Regions from separate parts of the Homo sapiens genome. Here all the other regions are linked to region 1. A link is a contact called in ENCODE Hi-C or POLR2A ChIA-PET data. All regions are on one chromosome and are shown on one strand. Each heading gives the region's core, a stretch centred on a gene start or an enhancer-like site at or near the end of the contact. The rest is flanking DNA. Distances are from core to core; before and after follow the strand shown. Region 1 has its middle 54 kb from the start of BCL6. Region 2 overlaps LOC107986166 (a long non-coding RNA gene). Region 3 has its middle 21 kb from the start of LINC01991.

Region 1 (4,181 bases), core at 484-2,983:
CTGACTGTGACCAGAGCTCCTTGACTTCCTCTCTGAGGAAACCACCAGCATTCAGAAGCCCCTCTTAGTTCTAAAGTTCTCAGCTGCTGAAGACATGAGCCACTTAGATGTCTTCCAGGTTGATGGCCTTGCTGAAGAGAGGCAGCAGCGGGCCAATATACTTCCAGGTATGTGGAAAGCCAAATAAAACAGTCTTGCCTTTGCTTAACACCATGATGCCTTCTTTAGAGGAGACTCATTCTTACTGGAGAAATGCAAGTTAACTCATAGCCCAGGGGAATCAAGTCTTGCAGCTGGTGTCATGGTCGTATTCCCTGAGAATGTTCTCCCTTGTTTGTTTTGAATACTGCTGTGGTGGCATCTGCGATGTCACCATCACCACGACTGACAGAAAAATTATCCTGGAATAAAAGTTCCTTTTCTTTGGTCTCTCAGGAAAAAGAAAAATCTTCAGAGCGATACCACATGTTTGTTCTGTGCCTTTTAGCTTACAGTGTCTTTCACGTAAATTACTTTTGGTCTCCTAACAACCTTGTGGTGATGTGTGTGTGCAAGAGGGGATATGGCACAAAGAAGGCTCATGGAGGAGAGGAATTACTTCCTCTGGATTCATGGGGTCCCTGAGGCTCAGAGAGGTCAAGCAACATGATGAAGTTCACACAGGCCGTCAAAGATAATGCAGGAACTCAGATGGTGGTTTCCTGCCTCCAGACTTCATGCACTTCTAACTTTCTTGAGCGCCCAGGGACACCACATCTTTAGGTCAACAGAAATGGAGGGAGCCTCTTTGTTTGGTTACTATACCTTCTGAAGTCCAGTCTCAGCTACATTCTTTTAAGGAATCCATCAATTTTAGTTGAAAATGCAACAGAGGTGCTGTTTCTCAACTGGGGGCAATTTTGCCCCTGGTGGACATTTAACAATGTCTGGAGACATTTTGTGTTGTCACAACTGGACAGAAGGGAGTGGGTGTCCCTAGTATTTAGTGACTAAAGGTTAGAGATTTTACAAAACATCCTACAATGCACAAGGCAGCCACCACCCCCACCCCCAATAACAAAGAATTATTCAGGCCAAAATGTCTAGAGTGCCAAGGTGGGGAAACTGTGTTGGAGGAAAAACAAAAAACAAAACAAAACAAAAACCCTACCTCCAATTCCCAGATCACCATGCACTTAGAAAGCTTTTCATAATGTCTCATTTCTAAAACCGACTATAGATGTTTTGCAAGCATATTTTTCTCCTATCATAAGGAGGATCTGCTAAATATGTCATAGCTGGAAGGGGAAACTGAGGCCCAGAGAAAAGAGGTGACTGTTCAAGGTCACCCAGCTAATAAATGATGGAGAAAGAACAGGCCCATTCTCCTGCCCTAAGGAGAATGCATTTTCTACTTCATCATGCTAAGCTTTGAGCCATTTTCTGACTCACTGATTCAATAAATGTTGTGATCTGAATATGCTCACTGACACAGACTTGCTTACAGCTTATTCTCACACAAAAATGAGGAGATGTGAAAAAAAAAAATACGAAGACATGTGAAAAAACCCAATGCAATGTGAGAAGAACCTCGTTGATTCTGCCTCAGTTCCCTTGATGTCTTTAGACCCACACCCACGACACAGCTAGCTGCTGGACAGAGGGGCTTTTAGTCTCTTTTTGAAGAGATAAAAGGTAAAAGCTCTCTACTGGAAATGAAACTGACGTCATTGAAGCCCTCAAGTTTCCTTGCAGAAGGCACATTACTGAAAATATCTAAGTTTCTTGGAACTTCAATCTTTTTCTTTTTTTTCTTATTTGATTTTCATAGCTTGTTCTGTTGGTTTAATGTTTGTTTTTCACTCAGCCAGTCAGTGAAACTGGGTTGGTCAGTGAACTTTCTAGGGACTGGAGGTTTCACTTTCAGGGTCTAAAAGTTTTGGTTTGGGCTTTTAAAGCCTTCATTAAGACAATTAGGGTTTAGCATTCCAGGCCAAGAGTGAATTTAAAAGATATGCATGCAAGAATTGCTTAGATAGTATTTATTGAATAGGTTAATTTTGACAAAATATTTATCCAACATGTGCTCTGTATTAGGCTCTGCCATAGGCAACAGAGAAACAGCCCTGAGCAAGACCCAGATGCTTTCTTCCCTCTATTGCTGACAGTCTGACTGGGGAAATTAATCAGTAAATAGTTCTCATCTACCCCTTAAAAAAAAATCCCTTACACTCTATGGAAGACTGAGCTCAAATTTTATTCTCTTACTAGAATATCCTTACCTTTTTTTCTTGGTCAAATTCCTATTCAGTTTTTGGGGATAAAAGCAAACGCCAACTCTCAAAAAAAAAACCTTTAGAAATCTCCCTAGGTAATCAGAAAATGCTTGTTCAGTACATCTTCAACCTCTTCTCCAAATGGTTACAAAACCATTCAGCATGCATTGTGGCCCCTTGTGGGAAAGTGGTGTAGGCTGTTCATTAAGAGGCACCCTTGTTTAAAACTAGATTGTATCACCTGCTGGTGCCTTGAGTAGTTTACTTAGACTCTCTGAGCCCAGTTTCATCATCCGTTGTGAGGATGAAGTATCGCACAGCCTGTGCAGTACCTGGCATATGGCAATTGCTCAGTACAGAGTTAGCCTAAGTGTCAGGCACTAAGCTCTCTGTGCTGCAGAGGATCCAAAAATTCAAGTGACATGGGCACTTCTCCCACAGAGCTCATAATATAGCAAGTAGAAACGTTCACAAAACCTCTGCAAAAGATAGACCACGACATGTTGAGAGGTGACAGCGCGCTGGCAGCCCTCACAGCCCTCGCTCACTCTCGGCGCCTCCTCTGCCTGGGCTCCCACTTTGGCGGCACTTGAGGAGCCCTTTAGCCCGCCACTGCACTGTGGGAGACCCTTTCTGGGCTGGCCAAGGCCAGAGCTGGCTCCCTCAACTTGCAGGGAGGTGTGGAGGGAGAATGTTAGAACATTTATTATAAAAAGTATTGAGGAGCAGATGAACATTAGTTCTGCATGGTGGAGCTGATTATCGGCAAAGGTTCTTAGAAAGGATAGAATTTAAGCTAGAGCACGAAAAGAGGATAGGATCTTTGAGGCAAGTCTTTCAGGCAGAGGAGGAGGGGAAAAAAGTGTATTGGGCATGCCCAGAAGAGGAAATGGCTTACCCCACAAAAGGCAGTGAATGTGAGAGCACTGGGTGTGGCTAAGCCTTTGTGTCGCTGAAGGGTGAGATTTTAGAGGTAGAATAGGTGTGAGAGAAGAGGGTTTGAGATACGGGTGGAATTCAGTATGGGATTATTAGCAGAGTTAATTGGAAAACAGCATCAAATTTTTAAGGGTTTGAAATGCCCAGTGCAATGTTTGGACTTCCCTCTGAGAGCAAAAGGGAGGCACTCATGTTTCTGAGTACAAGGATGGCTTGAATTGATGAGATTCCTGCTATCAAGTTGCTCCATCTGGTCAAGAACAAGGTAGAGAACAAACTGTAAGAGGATGTGATGAGTGAGACACTAAAAGCCTGAAAGAGGAAACCATTAAGGAGCAAGGCTTTAAGAGAAGAAAAGAGGAAACCTAACACCCTGATCATTCCTCCACCATCTTGTGCTCGTCTATTAATGCCTGTCTTCCTCTCTTGACTCTGAGCTCCTTAAGAGCCCAGCACAGTGCCTGTCATTCAACAAAACTTCAGAAAATGTGGATAAAAATAAGAAATTGTAGATAACTTCAGACATAGTAAGTATAGTGGATAGGAAACAAAGAGTGTTAAGGCTAGGAGACCTCTTAGGAATTTTTTGCAATAGCTCAAGTGAGAACTGTTAAGTCTGGAAGAAGTGCAGTGGAGTGGGCATGGAAGGGCGAGGATCAACAGAGATAGAGTAGGTATCGGGCTGGACGCAGTGGCTCATGCCTGTAATCCCAGCACTTTGGGAGGCCAAGGAAGGCGGATCACTTGATATCAGGAGTTCAAGACCAGCATGGCCAACATGGTGATACCTCGTCTCTACTCAAAATACAAAAATATTAGCTAGGTGCAGTGGTACATGCTTGTAATCCCAGCTACACAGGAGGCTGAGGCAGAAGAATCACTTGAACCCGGGAGTTAGAGGTCACAGTGAGCCGAGATGGCACCACTGCACTCCAGACTGAGCGACAGAGCAAGACTCTGTCTCAAAAAAAAAAAAAAAAAAGGAGG
Region 2 (4,181 bases), core at 612-3,111, 190 kb before region 1:
CTGATAAATTTTCAGATAGCAAACCTTTTGGTATAGTGACAGTCAAAGTCATTTGCAAAGCATAGAATAAGTGGTTTAGATGCTTAGGTATATTTTTCACTTTGAATGTTCATTCTGAGCCAGTTTTGTTTATGTATTAAAATAATAAAATAAAGGATTAAAGCCATGTTTCTAAGTTGAATGAAAAATAAGATCTATGCATATTTAAGGGTGTCTCCAAGCTACCCTTAGTCATGCTCCCTACACTTCAGCCACTGGATGCCTTGCTGACTCCTGAATAAAGCATGTTAATTCCCACTTAAAATACTGCTAATAACTTCTTCAGTTTGATATCAGTGCTTTACACTCTTACCATAAAGAATTCTAAGCTGGGCATTTCCTGAATTGAGTTAAACCTATCATGTTCATGATCTCACTTATCCCTCAAAGGGACTTATAAAATAGATAGGGAAGAAATGTTTACTTCCATCTTGCAGATGAAGATACTGAGGCTCAGATGAAATGGCCACCAGCTCAGGGTCACATGATATTCTAGATAGAAGAACAATGGGTCTCCTGAATTCCAGTCTAGAATTCCTTTCTCTATATTGCTGGGATTCGTGCTTAACTCTCCCAGATTTGGATTGTATGTTTGGTCACTGATACTTCCTGTCAACATAAGTGAAAGCACCTGGTTGCTTCTTGCAGGGGTAATGACCACATAACCCCTGCATCCCTGCACTTCCCCACCTTGATTCATGCTGTTCCCTCTGCTGGGAATTCTCTCTTCTCTCCTCTGAATGGTCAACTCCTCCTAATTCAATTTTAGGCCAACTGAAATCACACCTACTCTTTGATTAATTTTCTTTTGTGTGTTGCCATAGTGCTGTGCATGCTTCTGTTACAGCACATCAGTGGGCACCAAGCTGTAGCCAGGTGTCTCTCATGAAGTCACAGAAGGGAGGGAATTCAGTGACAAGCTAGAGGAAATGCTTGTTGAGATCCAGGAACAGTCTTTGTTTTTATATTTTTATCACTTACCACAGTGCCTGGAATATAGTAGATATTTTTTGACTAAAAGTTGCTCAGGGCCTGAAAATTAGGCTGCTCCTGAAAAGAAATGAGATGGCAGACAAGGAGTTATATAATAAAAATGGAAACTAGGATCTTAGGCTTCAGGTTTCAGAGTGGATGTCTTGAGGCATTGGATAACTTCCTACAGTTCTGTGAATCATGAGATGGTTATGAACTCTTTGGAGCTGAAGGGACTCTTCGATCCTTTTTGTAAGATGGGTCTACCGGCATTTCCTGTTCTGAGAGAGCATGAGGTCCCTCAACTAATGCCTTGAGAATTGAATGTTGGTTTGCCACTTACTGTTGCCTTAGCCCCGATTTTTCCTTTAACAAAGTGTCAAAAAGAACTTTAGATGGAGAAAATGAATTGAGTGAGGGAAAAAGTCCATGAGTCCCAGAACAACCTCCAGTTTGGTAATGATTTATCCTATTCTATTGTTAATTTTGCAATTAAGCAAGAGTACTTTACATGCCTGAATGACCCATGGATTGTATCTTAATCAAATTAATGTGTCTGCAACATAAGACTGATTCAGTCTTCAACTATTAGAATGACAAATGATGCAAAAACCTCAATTTTTTTTCTCTCCTTTCTCTCTCTTCTCCCCACAAAACCCTCTATCATGAAAGGTCAACTGACTGAAAGTCTGTTGCTTTGATGGCTAACATGAGATCCTATTGGTTAAAAAGTAAGAAGGCTGGCTACCGCCCCTCACTCCACTTCAAACCAACTGTATGTGTATGTGTGACTGACTATGTTTGTAAGTTTGGATTAAAAAAATTGTGGTTAATTCTTCTTGTTGTGTACTTCCTGCCACTGACATTTGTTGCTGTTGCTGTGTAGTGAGGTTGAGGCTGGGTGGGAGAATCAGATACAAATGACCTATATATTTATTCCCCAATTTTGACTACCCCTCTCAACCACTATTCTTGGAAAACCTGGAAAGTAGAAAACGATGGCCAGGAATGCCAGCTAGAAATTGCATTGCCCTGAACCAACCCCCATGACTTTGGGTCATCTTAGTTGATAAGACATTTGAAAAAATATGACTCTGCTTAATAAAATGGCATACTGTTTTTTTAGATTATAAATCACAAGTAATGATTTTTTTTAGAAACAGGCCTTTGTGGTTTGAGTTATGGTAACTGGGATTTAAACCTCCCTAGACTCTATTCAATCATCTTTTACAGTAACTTCAGTAAATAGTCTCTCACCCTTGTCCAATCCATTTCCACAATTAGTGGGATACATTTTTTAAAATGTTAATTAGATCACAACTCTTCCCTGTTTAAAACTCTTTGATGGGCCGGGCTCAGTGGCTCATGTGTATAATCCCAGCACTTTGGGAGGCCGAGGTGGGTGGATCACAAGATCAAGAGATCGAGACCATCCTGGCCAACATGGTGAAACCCCGTCTCTACTAAAAATACAAAAAAATAAAAAATAAATAAAAAATTAGCCAGGTGTGGTGGCTGGCGCCTGTAGTCCCAGCTACTTGGGAGGCTGAGGCAGAAGAATCACTTGAACCTGGGAGGCGGAGGTTGCAGTGAGCCGAGATAGCACCACTGCACTCCAGCCTGGTGACAAGAGCGAAACTCCTTCTCAAAAAAACAAAACAAACAAACAAACAAACAAAAACTCTTCCATGGCTTCTCACTGTACTTAGAATCAAGTTCAAAGTTCTTGCCATGGCTTAGAAGGTCACATAGTCTGCCCTTGCCTTTCCCCTTGACCCCCTCTTTTGTCCTTCCTCTTCTATACTGGCCACCCACTTTCCAGTCTTGGGGCCTTCAGGCTGGTCTTGATGCCTGCTTGCCTCTCGCTTTTTTTTTCTGGCTCACAGCATAAGGATCACTCCTTCAGAAAGGACGGATCGGACCCACCATGTAGGTTATGCCATCCCTTCTGTTATGTTTCTTTACACTATCGTATACTTTTTCTCTCATCACAAATCATAATTTGTGATTTTAGATATATTTCTGTGCTTATTTTTTATTTTATGACTGTTCGCTCAGTAGCCAATAAGCTTTATGCCTGCTTTGTTTGCCTTGGTATCCAGTTCTGGGTATATAGGAGGAGCTTAATGAATATTTATTGAAAGAAAGAATGGGCAACCCATTGACTTTCATAATACTTAAAATTCCTCAGCCATAATATGGAAATAGTCTTGTCATCATTATTCTACAGCTAGCTATGGAATTCATTCTGGTATTTGTTTCACACTGAACTTTGAGATGTTAGGATATCAATTGACTATGGAAGAAACATGAGACAGATAGTTTTTTGTTTTTTCTTTCTCCACTCCATTCAAAGTTCAGTAGCTCATGCAGTAGGGAGTAGAGACAACCCCTGTTCTTTAACCCATGAAGAACATGAAGGGTAACCACACCATTGTGACATCTCCCTTTCTGTAACCCTGTTAGTTACTGTCTCTGCCATTAACAAGCCAGGTAAATTATGAAGGAACACTTAACACTTTTAAGTCAACAGTTGAAGCCTTATTCCTCACCATCTACCTTTTCTTTAGAAATTTCTTATTGTCTAAATAACCTTGGAGAGATTTAAAAAGATGCTCAAAAGTTGTTAGAGAAGATACTAAGTGCGGAATTCCACTGTTCTCCCAATCCTTTATCAGAAAACTCAAGGCCCAGTCCCTCTGCTTCCTGGGTGGCCTTCTCTTTGCTTATTCCCTCCAAGCCTTGAGATATCAGAGCCCAGAATTTCTCCAGATATGTTCTCTTAGAACCCTAGCTCTGATTTCTTTCTAGCTCAAGAATTTTTTCCAGGGTGGACACAGAAACCTGCAGGGAGGTAAGAATAAAAAGAGTCAAAGGAGCAAAAGAAGCTACAAGTCTTTAGGAAGCCAGTGAGTATCTCTGAACTTTGATTTATCTGTAAAATCAAAGTTTAGTATATTGACCATATCAGGGCATTTAAAACTAAACTGAATTACAAATGTCATAGTATTTTTTACAGGGTGACACTCAATGTTCAATAAACATCAACTGGTTATTTCTATCACTTTCAATTCTTCCTGCTCTTCTTTGGCCACTCCAGAACGCATGTGATTCAGCTCAAGATGGGAGAAGAGTATCACTTATAGTTGAACCACCTGGTTGTTAAAGAA
Region 3 (4,181 bases), core at 992-3,491, 150 kb before region 1:
TGGGGTTGGGGGCGGCCTGGCCTTTGGAAATTAGTCACCACTCACATAGTTCTTGCATTTACACTTACAAAGCACTTTCACAGCTATTATCCAGTGAGATGGGCTGGGCAGAGAAAATTACCCACATTTTCCAGAAATCTGAGACTCCAAGTGAAATGGCTCAAGGTCATCGCTGTTAAACCCAAAGCACTGGGTGTGTTCTTTCCGGGGCCTTGAAGAACCACAGATGGGAATCAGTTACCTTTGCTCTAAACTTGAGCCATCCCTCTAGATGTCTTCCTTTTTCTTCCCACCCTTCCTCCTCCTTCTATGATAAAGTAGGGTACAATTAGTATTTTGATGATGAAATAGAAATTTTATACCTTTGATCCAATATTTTTTTCTTCTGTTTCTCTTATTTGTCTAACCATGAGAAGGCAAGCCCTACCCTAAACTATTTTTGAACCTGATATTTAGTAAATAACCACCAGCAGATGCATGTGAGTTGAGGTGGGAGACCCTTTTCTGAGCTGAGGTGGGAGATGACAGGTAAAGGCTAGCCTTAACTTCTGCCTGATGCACATTTGCTCTCTAGGCCTAGAGAGTATTATGGTTTACACAAGCTATGGAATTTAAGAAGAGAGAGCTCACTGTGTGCTGGGAGCATCCAGAGATATTCTAGCAATGGGTGCCATTATTGAAGAAGCACCTTGAAGATGGATCTGTGGGGTGGTGTGGGGAAGCAACATGATAAGGTCCAGGCCAAGTGTAGTGGCTCATGCCTGTAATCCCAGCACTTTGAGAGGCCGAGGCAGGTGGATCACGAGGTCAAGAGTTTGAGACCAGCCTGGCCAATATGGTGAAACCCCATCTCTACTAAAAATACAAAAATTAGCTGGGCGTGGTGGTGCGTGCCTCAGTCCCAGCTACTTGGGAGGCTGAGGCAGAAGAATCGCTTGAACCCGGGAGGTGGAGGTTGCAGTGAGCCGAGATCATGCCACTGCACTCCAACCTGAGTGACAGAGCGAGACTCCATCTCAAAAAACAAAAAGCAAAAAACAAACAAACAAAAAAGTTAAGGTCCAGAGGTTTAAAAAGTGCATTAGACATTGTGGGAAATTCACATAGCTTCACCATGCTGACATGGTGGAAATAATGTTAGGGAGATATTATGGAGTCATACTGTGGAGGGCCTTAAAAGACAAGCAGAGTCATTGGAATTTTATCCTATGGGCATTTAGGAGTTGCTGAAAGTTTGTGAATGGGAGAGCAGGCGAAGAAGAATGGTATTCTAGAAAACTCTTTTTAGCTGGGTATGCAAGATGGAAAATAACGGGAGTAGCTGGCAGAAGAAAGATTATAAGGAACACTGAACGTGGAGTCAAGAGGCTGACTATAATTTCTAACCTTGATTAGGTTAGTCCCAGATATAAGCATAAACATATATGATTATCTCCTCTCTAATATGCAAACCTGTGTGGCCTACCCTTCAGGAGGTCCTGAACATCCCCTGAATTGAGGGAGGTTAGAGTGCTTTGTAAACTCTGAAACTACAGAACAAACATGGGAGATAGTGATGCAGCCTGGCAGATGCATTGAAAACATGGGCAGGTTGGTGCCTTGGGGATGGGTGGTTGGAGGGAAGGTTGAGTGAATGCCAGCTCTCCATTTAGGAAGTATCTTTCCTCTGGAGGAGTATCCCCTTTCCTTCCTGGAAACTTCTGTGTCACCTGGCACAGACTGGGGGCTAGTGGAAGATGGAGGCATGTCAAGCTGGTAGTCAAGAGTCAAAGACAAGAAATCCCTGAGGTCTCTAGTAACTTCCTCAAGGGGAATAAAAAAAAAAAAATGACAAAGCTAGCCCTTTAACCCCAAGCTTGAAATCAAAATAAACAGTTGGGTTACTGTTTTGCAGAGTTGCTGAGTAATTGTAAAGGGCAAAGAAGAGTCAGTTTTCACAAGAAGATTGCTCAATGGAAAGGTTTTGCCAGTGGAGGTGTCTGGGAAGGTACAAGCAGAAGCCGGCTTAGTTATTGTAAGGAGCTGCTCATTGGAAGACAAGCCTTGGCCTCATGGAGAAAAAGGGTTAACATGAAACAGTGGGAAGCAAACTGCTGAACTGGGACTAGGTTAGGAGGGTTAAGAGAGAAGCATCTGGGCTTTCAGCCACCCTTGGGCTTCTAGTGGAAGCATTTCACAATCTCCTTTCTTCACGGGTTATGTCCTTAAATTGAACAGCCAGTGGGGGCATCTTGGGGTAGTGGAAAGTGTGTTGCAGGCCTGGCTTCAGCACTGCCTGGTGGTGTGACCCTTCCTCTCTGGGCCAGGGTTAGACTAGATGGGATGATCCCTGGGGCTCCTTTCAGATCTAGACCCCTAGGAGGTGTGGGGCAGGCGCAGCCTGTTTTATCAGATTTAAATTCAGAAAGGACAGCTACTGTAAATGACCAGGCTTTAGTGCTGGCAGTGACAGCTACATAAGGAATTTCAAATAAGGTCATCTTAAAGCAAAAGCAACTGCGTGCTTGCTGACCAAGGCTTGTGGATCAGATGAATCAGAAAGCTGGGACCCTTCTGAGTTCATGCTTACCAATCTGTGGGGTTCAGTGTAACTAGATGATACTTTCCCTAATCAACATCATGTATGGGGCAGCAAGTTCCCTTTGAACTTTAGAGAACATAAGCCACAGATGATTTCCCTCCCACTTCCATTTTCCCTTCTCAAGTCTTAGAAAATAAGATCTCTTCCCTTCCCCTTTCCCCCATTTCCCAAGCAGGTTCTCAGTGATAAATGTGCCACTTTCTCTCTTGCACTCACTTGCCCTTGTCCTTTCTGGTGAAAAGAACTTTACCGGTCCAGGCTTTGGGAAGTAGGGTGTCGGGGCATGAAGACAAAGTTCACAAAGCTCGACCAGCTGGTTCCTCTGGTGGCCCAGACTGGGCTGGGTTGTGTTGTGTGTCCACACAGGCAGAGAGGTACCACAGTGAGGTACTCTTTTATTTCTGAAGGGAAACCCTATTCTTCCAGAACAGTTCACAATCACCATTGACATTTTCTGGCCCTGCCTGCAGAATCCAGAGAAACATCCACATGAAATAAAGCTTTACCAAGTGCCAGGATTCAGTTTTAGATGAGGCAAATGACCCACAGGCAGATAAAGAAGGAGACAGGATAAGTGGAGAAGTCACTGTGATACCCTGTAGCATATGGGGATGGCCCTACAAGTATAGGGTGACTTCAAAAGAAGGAGGAATCACACTCAGATTGAAGATCAGAGAAGGCTTCATGGAAGAGATGACATGAGCTAGACCAATTATCAATGACAATTATCAATGTCATTATTATTTTGATGATTATGATTAAAGCTAACTTTTGTTGTTCTCTCACTATGTTTGAGGTACTGTGCTATGCCCTTGTATATTATCTCAGTTCCTCTTCATGGAAATCCTCCCCTGTTAGATAGCATCATTTTGTAGATGAGGAAATTGAGGCTCAGAGGTGATAAATTGCTTTTCCAAGGCCACCCAGAGAGTAAATGATTAGAGCCTGTGATTTCCATAGAGGTATGGATGTGAGATATTCTTAGTGGAGGGTAAGAATGACTGATTAGAGTGGGTACATCATAATTTTGATTGGGTAGGGAATCTGTGGGAGTTAAAGCCAGTGGGACTTGAAGACCAGTGAGAAGTTCAACTTTGTCTGCAGACTGCAAGGAGCCTGGCAGCTTTTGAGGAGGACAGTGACATAATGAGAAGATGGCTTTTGAGATGCTAATTTAGCCTGGAGTGCAAATGGACTCCAGGGAGGACTGACGGCGAGGGGATGGACTCAGAACTGGAGTCCAATCTTCTGAGAGGTGATGAGGGGTTGAGCTAATGGTGCCAGGCAGGAAGGAGAGTTAGAGAAGCAACCTTAGTCTGAGCAGTTGTCCGTCCATGCCCTTGCTTCCAGCACCAAAGGCACAGCAAGTAGAAAAGAAAGTAAATAAAGACAGTCTGCATGCTGGTGAGGTTCCACAGGTTTCTCGGGAGCTTGCCTGTCACTCATGTCTGATGTCAGGTGCTGGTAAGGTGGCTGCCAGTCTTTCCTCACCTTCAGGTGCAGGGCAATGCACCCTCTGAATTAGACCACTTTACCAGTCCAATTTGTATGTTTTCTCCATCACTCTTGTCTCCCCACTCCCAAAACCCCAAAGAAGTGG

What was found. A loop is a pair of places that touch in the nucleus more often than their neighbours do. ChIA-PET counts read pairs that join two places held with the same protein, here RNA polymerase II (POLR2A). Pooled maps may share reads with other maps.
Region 2: a loop to region 1 is called in a pooled map, with 3 times the contacts of the local background. The contact joins two enhancer-like sites. A Hi-C loop is called at or near these places in 1 of 168 maps with a recorded cell type or tissue (naive thymus-derived CD4-positive, alpha-beta T cell), 1 of 37 single-sample maps with no recorded cell type and 5 of 50 pooled maps. POLR2A ChIA-PET finds 5 or more read pairs at or near these places in 7 of 52 experiments (Caco-2, K562, activated CD4-positive, alpha-beta T cell and 4 more).
Region 3: a loop to region 1 is called in a map of right lobe of liver, with 2.5 times the contacts of the local background. The contact joins two enhancer-like sites. A Hi-C loop is called at or near these places in 2 of 168 maps with a recorded cell type or tissue (ovary and right lobe of liver) and 1 of 50 pooled maps. POLR2A ChIA-PET finds 5 or more read pairs at or near these places in 3 of 52 experiments (T-cell, activated naive CD4-positive, alpha-beta T cell and activated naive CD8-positive, alpha-beta T cell).

The regions. Positions count from the first base shown.
Region 1 is chr3:187,797,708-187,801,888 of GRCh38, reverse strand. No RefSeq gene overlaps it. Among named protein-coding and RNA genes, the nearest start is that of BCL6, 54 kb to the right of the region's middle. Within about 2 kb of position 1,733, at least 3 of the 41 ENCODE cell types and tissues checked have a DNase peak (open chromatin) inside an H3K27ac peak, as active enhancers do.
Region 2 is chr3:187,991,936-187,996,116 of GRCh38, reverse strand. LOC107986166 (a long non-coding RNA gene) reads left to right here. Exons shown (of 5, transcript XR_001741061.2): 5 at 1-1,844. Among named protein-coding and RNA genes, the nearest start is that of LINC01991, 18 kb to the right of the region's middle. Within about 2 kb of position 1,861, at least 2 of the 41 ENCODE cell types and tissues checked have a DNase peak (open chromatin) inside an H3K27ac peak, as active enhancers do.
Region 3 is chr3:187,953,214-187,957,394 of GRCh38, reverse strand. No RefSeq gene overlaps it. Among named protein-coding and RNA genes, the nearest start is that of LINC01991, 21 kb to the left of the region's middle. Within about 2 kb of position 2,241, at least 14 of the 41 ENCODE cell types and tissues checked have a DNase peak (open chromatin) inside an H3K27ac peak, as active enhancers do.